2 separate regions of the Homo sapiens genome follow, and region 2 is linked to region 1. Evidence: read pairs that join two places in POLR2A ChIA-PET (ENCODE). Cell type or tissue: B cell. All regions are shown on one strand.

Evidence for each region. Peaks named below come from ENCODE experiments on the same cell type or tissue, not always from the same donor. Only the 100,000 strongest peaks of a DNase experiment are listed, where the experiment ranks them.
Region 2: POLR2A ChIA-PET joins it to region 1 with 10 read pairs; 2 of 35 experiments call an interaction of 5 or more read pairs at or near these places.

What each region holds. Positions count from the first base shown.
Region 1 is chr19:4,915,160-4,919,159 of GRCh38, reverse strand. The region is part of intron 2 of UHRF1 (ubiquitin like with PHD and ring finger domains 1); the gene reads right to left. It also overlaps a transcript of ARRDC5 not described here. Among named protein-coding and RNA genes, the nearest start is that of UHRF1, 7.7 kb to the right of the region's middle. RefSeq lists enhancers at 2,541-2,600, 3,852-3,901. In B cell, no CTCF peak of the experiment used is centred here; DNase peaks (open chromatin) are centred at 2,319 and 3,869; H3K4me3 peaks cover 2,201 bases; H3K27ac peaks cover 2,190 bases.
Region 2 is chr19:5,123,943-5,127,942 of GRCh38, reverse strand. All of the region lies in intron 11 of KDM4B (lysine demethylase 4B), which reads right to left. Among named protein-coding and RNA genes, the nearest start is that of PTPRS-AS1, 52 kb to the left of the region's middle. RefSeq lists enhancers at 710-779, 445-982, 1,000-1,059, 983-1,519, 1,520-2,057 and 1 more and a silencer at 1,250-1,339. In B cell, no CTCF peak of the experiment used is centred here; DNase peaks (open chromatin) are centred at 72, 892 and 1,892; H3K4me3 peaks cover 850 bases; H3K27ac peaks cover 2,998 bases.

The DNA.
Region 1 (4,000 bases):
CCAACTACCTGGAAGGCTGTGGTGGGAGGATTGCTTGAGCCCAAGAGGCAGGGGTTGCAGTGAGTCGAGATCGCGCCGCTGCACTCCAGCCTGGGAGACACTGATACACTGTCTCAAAAAAAAAAAAAAAAAAAATGAGGTCAGGAGCAGTGGCTCAGGTCTATAATCCCAGCACCTTGGGAAGCTGAGGCAGAAGGATCATTTGAGGCTAGGAGTTCAAGACCAGCCTGGGTAACATGGCAGGAACCCATCTCTATAAAAATGTTTAAAATCAGCCAGGTATAGTAGTATACAGCCTATAGTCCCTGCTACTTGCGAGGCTGAGGCAGGAGGATCACTTGAGCTCAGGAATTCGAGGCTGCAGTGAGCTAAGATCGTGCCACTGTACTCCAGCCTGGGCAACAGAGCAAGAGCCTGTCTAAAAAAAAAAAAAAAAAAAAAAAACCAGCTGGGCACAGTAGCTCACGCCTGTAATCCCAGCACTTTGGGAGGCTGAGGCCGGCAGATAACTGGAGGTCAGGAGTTAGAGACCAGCCTGACCAATATGGAGAAACCTCGTCTCTACTAAAAATACAAAATTAGCCGGGCATGGTGGTGCATGCCTGTAGTCCCAGCTACTCGGGAGGCTGACGCAGAATTGCTTGAACCCGGGAGGTGGAGGTTGCGGTGAGCTGACATCAAGCCAACGCACTCCAGCCTGGCGACAGAGCAAGACTCTGTCTCAAAAAAAAAAAAACAGGCCAGGCACAGTGACTCATACTTGTAATCCCAGCATTTTGGGAGGCCAAGGTGGGTGGATCACCTGAGGTCAGGAGTTTGAGACCAACCTGGCCAACGTGGTGAAACCCCGTCTCTACTAAAAATACAAAAAAATTAGCCGGACGTGGTGGTGTGCACCTGTAACCCCAGCTACTTGGGAGGCTGAGGCAGGAGAATCACTTGAACCTGGGAGGTGGAGGTTGCAGTGAGCCAAGATCACGCCACTGCACTCCAGCTTGGGCAACAGAGTGAGACTCCATCTCAAAAACAAAACAAAACAAACAAAAAAAAACCCATAGCAAACGCACACATGTTCAAGCACTTCTGGAAGCAGACAGGTTACTACAGGGGGGAAACTGAAGGTCAAGGCAGAGTGGAAGATATTCTCCTTGCTTTTTGGACATTTGGAATTTTGTAACATGGGCATTGTATAAAAGCTAGGCCAGGCCCAATAGCTCATGCTTGTAGTCCCAACTACTCAGAAGGCCGAGGCAGGAGGATCACTTGAGCCCAGGAGTTTGATACCAGGCAAGACCCTGTCTCTGCAAAAAAGTTTTTTCAATTAATAAAAATTTAAATATTGGGTGTGGTGGCAGGCACCTGTAGTCCCAGCTACTCAGGAGGCTGAAGTAGGAGGATTGCTTGAGCCTGGAAAACAGAGGTTGCAGTAAGCCATGATCACGCCGCTGCACTCCAGCCTGGACGACAGCAAGACCTTGTCTCTTTTTTTTTTTTTTTTTTTTTTTTTGAGACGGAGTCTCGCTCTGTTGCCAAGCTGGAGTGCAGTGGCGTGATCTCGGCTCACTGCAACCTCCACCTCCTGGGTTCCAGCAATTCTCCTGCGTCAGCCTCCCAAGTAGCTGGGACTACAGACGTGCACCACCATCCCCAGCTAATTTTTGTATCTTTAGTAAAGATGGGGTTTCACCATGTTGGCCAGCATGGTCTCGATCTCTTGACCTCGTGATCCGCCTGCCTCAGCCTCCCAAAGTGCTGGGATTACAGGCGTAAGCCACCACGCCCGGCCTTGTGGACCCTGTCTCCCTTAAAGGCAAAAAAAAGAAAAGAAAAAAAAGTGTCCAGATAAATACAAATACAACTTGATAACTAAGTTTGCTGATTCCTTTTGAAAACTTAGACAAAGGGCCGAGTGTGGTGGCTCATGCCTGTAAACCCAGTACTTTGGGAAGTCAAGATGGGAGGATCACTTGAGGCCAGGGGTTCAAGACCAGCCTGGTGAAAAAAGCGAGATCCCATCTCTATAAAAAAGAAAAAAAAAAAAAAAAAAACGAAAACTTAAGACTAAAAGCTCACTGCACCCCCCCCCCCCACCGAGCTGCCCACTTCCTACCCCTCGTGCCACATTCAGGGGCTCTCTTTCAGGGTGCCGAACACTGCCTAGCGGCACAGCAGGGCAGATAATGCCACCGGGTTTGGGGAGCAGTGGTTCTCCAACTTTAGGGATAGAAACCAGAAGTTTAGGAGCTCAGCAAAGACCGTGTAAGCCTCGATCAGGAGGGACCTCCAGCCGGAAGAGAGAGTGCCTGCAGGGGCCTGACGGGACCTGGGGGGAAGGAAGTGAGAAACTGCTCTGCCTTCCTGAGGGGCAGCCACAGCTCCTGCTGGCCCGTCTCAGCGCCTCTGCGACAACCTCAGGTGCGGGCAAGACAGACGGAGGGAGAGAAGGGAGGAAGGAAAAACGGATGCAGGAGGATCCTAGACACGGAGGAGACAGAACCCACAAGAGGGGGCGGCGGTGGCGTGGACGGCGCCGCGAGGGCATCCCAGCACACAGGACGGGTGGAGGGCTAGTGACAGCGGAACTCTGCCCTTCGACCCGGCCGGGTCACCGCTGAGGACAGACCCTAGAGCGGCACTTCGGGGGTCAGTGAGGTCAACACAACCGCCACAAAGACACCACGATCACTGTCGCTGCCACTTTCCCTCTTGCGGTCTCAGGAGGGCACAGGGAGGCCTTTGGAGGCTGCGTCACCAGGGACGGCTCCGCCATGTTGACAGCTAAAAGAGGGGGCGCGCTTGTCTTCTTGTGCTCTGAATTTCTCAGCTTTCAATTTATTTGGTTTTTTTTTTTTTTGAGACAAAGTCTCGCTCTGTCTCCCAGGCTGGAATGCAGTGGTACAATCTTGGTTCACTGCAGCCTCAACCTTTCAGGCTCAAGTGATCTTCCCACCTTGGCCTCCCGAGTAGCTAGGACTACAGGCATGCGCCACCATGCCCGGCTAATTTTCATTTTTTGTAGAGACGGGGTCTTGCTACATGGCCCAGGCTGGTCTCAAACTCCCAACCTCAAGCGATCCTCGCCTCAGCCTCCCAAAGTGCTGGGATTACAGGTGTGAGCTACCATGCCTGGCCTCAACTTCTAACACACTAACAGCCGGCAGACATAATCCACACAGACACAGGCTCCTGGGGCTATTGGATCATTCTGGATGATGTAAAGGGTCCTGAAATCCGTTTGAGAACCCCTGACCTGGAAAGACTCCAACACAGCGCACGTAAGGATCTGTTCCAGCACATTCCACAGCAGCATTCTTCCTAGCCAGAAAACCCAGACACACCAACTGAGGCTGGATTAAAGTATGCAATCTAATTGACCAACTATGTCCACGGGGACAATTCTGGCCTGCACCTCTTTTGTTTTGGTTTTGTTTTTTGTTTTGCTTTTTTTTTGAGACGGAGTCTTGCTCTGTCGCCCAGGCTGGAGTGCAGTGGTGGGATCTCAGCTCACTGCAACCTCCCACCTCCCAGGTTCAAGCGATTCTCCTGCCTCAGCCTCCTAAGTGGAACTACAGACATGCGCCACCACGTCTGGCTAATTTTTGTATTTTTAGTAGAGACGGGGTTTCACCATGTTGGCACGCTGTTCTAGAACTCCTGACCTCAGGTGATCCGCCTGCCTTGGCCTCCCAAAGCACCGGGATTACAATCATGAGCCACTGGGCCCCGCCATACCTGTTTTTATAAATCAAGTTTTATTGGAACAAAGCCACGCCCACCGGTTTACAGATTGTCTACAGCTGCTTCGGGGCCACAACAGCAGTGGTGAGTCACCCTAACAGAGGCCGCGCCCTCTACCAGGGAGCCATCCTGGGGGAGGGATGCCGCAGTGGGTGGGAGCTGGTGGTGGGGACCCTCCCTCCCGCAGACAGAAGGGCAGGTCTCTGCAAGGGGGCCGTCCAGTGGGGACACCTGAGGCATCACTGTGACAAGTGACTCTTGC
Region 2 (4,000 bases), 210 kb before region 1:
TGCTCAGAGGGTCCCTGGGGAGTCCCCGCCTCTCTAAGGGGCTGGCATCCTCCCCCGACCAACGGGGCCTCCTGGGAGCTGAGGGGCGGCTGGTGTGACCGCCCCAGGCCCTGGTTCTGCTCGGGAGGCAAGGCTGGGTGGGGAGCTGAGGCCACCATCGTCCCCTAGGCCTCCCGGGGGCTGTCCTCTCACCAAGGGCCACACTGTAGGGCTCTCTCCCTCCTCCTCCAAGGACAGGGATGGCCCCAAGTCCCGCTTCCCCACAGCCCTCCCTGGTTGGCTGCCTGGTTCTGTCTCCCGGAGGGACCAGGCATGGGAGACAAAGTGGGACATAATTTGAGCCTCAGGTGCCCGGCTGATGAGTGCCACCCCATCCCCTGTCTGGAGACAGCAGTGAATGACAATGGCGGCAGCCTCAACGCACTCCACGCATAGCCCGCACCTGCTGGTGCCCTGGATTCTCAAACTCACAAGAACAAGTTTCCAGCCCTCTCCCTGTCGGCTCCCAGGCTCAGTGAAGCCCGGGCAGACACACAGGGGACCCTGTTAGAGGGAGATGCCCAAGGCTAGGAAGGACACCCTGAAAGACGGCGGCACACCCCGCAGCCATTCCTCGGGGCTCTGTCCTTGCTGTGGGCCATTCCTTGGGGCTCTGTCCCTGCCATGGGGACTACACTCCACAGGGACCTTGGCACGCCCCTCACCTGCCTGGCCTGAGGGAGGGAAGCGGGTGAGGGGCTTCAGGACAGAGCAGGGACCATGGTACAGATGGGGCCCAGGATGCACCCAGGCCCCCGAGGGCAGCCAGCTGAGGCCCTGCTAGCACTCTTTTTGGGTGGAGGGAAGGTGTCACAGCGGAAACCCCACCACCAGGGCTCACTAGCCTGCCTGGTGGCGAGGCCACTCCTCCCCAGCGCCGGGGTTTCCACCAGAGCCTCCAGCAAACCCCAAGACAGGCCCGAGGCCCAGGCTGCCCTGTGGAGGGGGCAAGAAACCACCCATTTCCAAGGACACCACTCTGTTCCTGCTCCGAGGCTGCCGAGATCAACTCACCAGCTTCGGCCTGGCTTATGGGGCCCCTCCCTCAAGTTTCGTGCTTGGCTTCCATGCCTGGGCCAACCAGCCCCGGTCTCAGGGGCTCTCTGGCCACCCCCTTCAACACTGCCACCCTCCCGTGCTGAACCCGCAGCCGGGTGCGCCTGACGGTCCCAGAGGCCCAGCTGGGATGTGCTGGCGGGTCCCCGGGCTGAGCTCACAGCCCCTCACTATGAGCTGGGGCCGCCCTCCAGACATGGCAGCCTTTGCTTTCCGTGTTCTAAAACCAGTCACCAGCCACGAGGCCTCTCCTGAGAGCAGCACTCCGGGGCGAGGGGAGGGGAAGGGCTGGGGGCTGGCTGCCCCACTCACCGCAGCCTTTCCACCCTCTGGGAGGCAGGACGGCACTATGCCAGCCCTCCTGGGTCCCCATCCTGGCTCTGCCCCCTGACCCTGTGTGTCCTGCACTGCAGGCCTTCTTCCAGGAGGCGGGGCCTCCCCGGAGGCTCAGGAGAGGTGGACGAGGCCGCCTTCCTGCTTTCTGCTTGGTTCTGGGGTTAGGGCTGGCTGGTGGGGCTGCTAGTCCCTCCTAGCGCTGGGCAATAGGGCGGCCGCTCTTCCCAGACCTTGAAGCAGCCAGTAAGAATGGGATAGGGGACACCAGCAGCCACTGGGAAGCAGCCTCTCAACCGCCCCCCAGGCACCTCTCCTCCTGAGGGGCTTCCTCCCCGATGCTGATGCCCCCTGGCCCCTGTGAGCAACAGGTTCTGGCCCCTTCCCAGCTTGTTCCATATGAAAACACAAAACCCCACACCCCACTGCTAGGCCCTGAAAGGTGCCTCAGCGTCATAGCTTTTAGGGGCGTGAAACTGGCATTCAAGGAGGACCAGAAACCGCTTTAGGAAATCTTTCCCGCAGCACTGTGGCATGCATTTCCTGTCGTGCCCCTGACTGTGAACATGCATTTATGAGGCTCTCTCGAGATAAACCTCTCGTCCAGAGGCTCCTGGGACTTCGGGCTCCCGGGAAAACGGCTGTGTCCAAGAAAACGCCCACCCCTGCCAGATTGGGTCCTTCCCAGGAGTCTCTGTCGTGGAACAGAGATAAGGGTGTCCAGGGCGGGGGGCGGGGGGTGGGCAGCACCAGTCCTGAGCCCTCCCTGGGCAGAGACCCTGACGTGCCACCAACGTAGCCCCTAACCCTCCTCGCTGGTCCCTGGCCTTTCTGTGGGGGCTGATCCCTTCAGAGACCCGTGGAAGCCACAGGCCTCAGAGATGCACCAGGCCCAGCCTCCTGGCACCGTGACCACTGCACCGGGCGTGTGGACCCCCGGGGATCTCGGGAGGGAGCGAGTTGCCCTGTACATCTTTAAACAGGATGGTGAGTGACCAGGCCAGGGCCTCACCTACGCCAGGCAGCTGGACGAGCCATTGGTTTCCCCTCCCTCCCACGCGGTGTAGGCTTCTCTCCAGCGGGCAACTGCCACTGTCAGGGGAGGAAAGCCGCCCATCCAGCCAGGACCACGCATGGGGAGGGGAGACCAGAGGAGAACCAGGACCCCCTGGTTCAGGACCTCCCTGAACCTGAGTCTCTTGGAGGCCAAGGCCATGGTGAGGCCCAAGTGAGAGCAGGTAACGCCGGGGCTGGGGAGGGTGTGGCTGTCTCGTCAGTGGGCTTGGGAAGATTAGTAAATAACAGTTAGTCACATTAATGAAAAGAAAGCTGGGCACAGTGGCTCATACCTGTAATCCCAGCACTTTGGGAGGCTGAGGCGGAGCCCAGGAGTTCGGGAGCAGCTTGGGCAACATAGCGAGACCCCGTGTCTACTAAAAATTTTGAAAAATGAGCGGAGTTGCGGTGCACGTCCACAGTCCCAGCTACTGAGGAGGCTGAGGTGGGAGAACTGCTTGAGCCCAGGAAACCAAGGCTGCAGTGAGCCGTGACTGCACCACTGCCCTCCAACCTGGGGGACACAGCAAGACTCGGTTTCAAAAAAAAAGAAAAGAAAAGAAGGCTGGGCATAGTGGCTCGGGCCTGTAATCCCAGCACCTTGGGAGGCTGAGGCAAGTGGATCACCTGAGGTCAGGAGTTGGAGACCATTCTGACCGACATGGTGAAACCCTGTCTGTACTAAAAATACAAAAATTAGCAGGGCATGGTGGCGGGCGCCTGTAATCCCAGCTACTTGGGAGGCTGACGCAGGAGAATCGTTTGAACCTGGGAGGTAGAGGTTGCATGAGCTGAGATTGCGTCACTGCACTCCAGCCTGGGTGACAGAGCGGAACTCCATCAGGAAAGGAAAGGAAAAGGAAAAGAAGCCACAGTCCTTTGCTAGCCAGTTGGGTAAAACAAGTCACAGGAGCTGGTGGCCGCCCTTCCTCCAGCCAGAGGCTGGCCAGCCCCTAGAGTCTGCTCAAGAGGGAGGAAGACACCCATGGTACGGGGGATCCTTGTGACCCCTCCCAGGAGGCCCCACTGAGAACCCAGGACAGACTCTGACCAGCCAGCTCCACTCTGTAAAAGCCTTCCCAGGACTGGGCCACTTTCCTCGCTGCCTGAACCCACAGGTGGCAGCGGCGGCGGCAGCAGCCTGCCCGATTTCCCCCACCGCGCCGGCCTGGGGAGGATGCGTGTCCTCTTATCTCTGCCCTCCTGAAGGGTCCATCAAGGCGGTGTCCCAGCTCAGGGTCACATGGGCAGTTAACGGGTGGGCTTGGGTGGGCCCGGGTCCCCAGACCCAAGCCTGGATCTTTCTCTGCCTGCTTGTTTTCCCATAACTCACCCATCTCCTGTGAGACCACACACAGCCCCCAGCACGTTCTGACTCGTGAGAAGGGCAGCTTCACAAGGTCCAAGCTCAAGGTGGCCCACGCAGCCCCCCACCCCCAGGGACCCCAGCCCAAGCCCAGCCCACCCCTGCCAGCCCATCCTGTGGGGAGAATGGTCACGGCTCAGCCACCTCCCT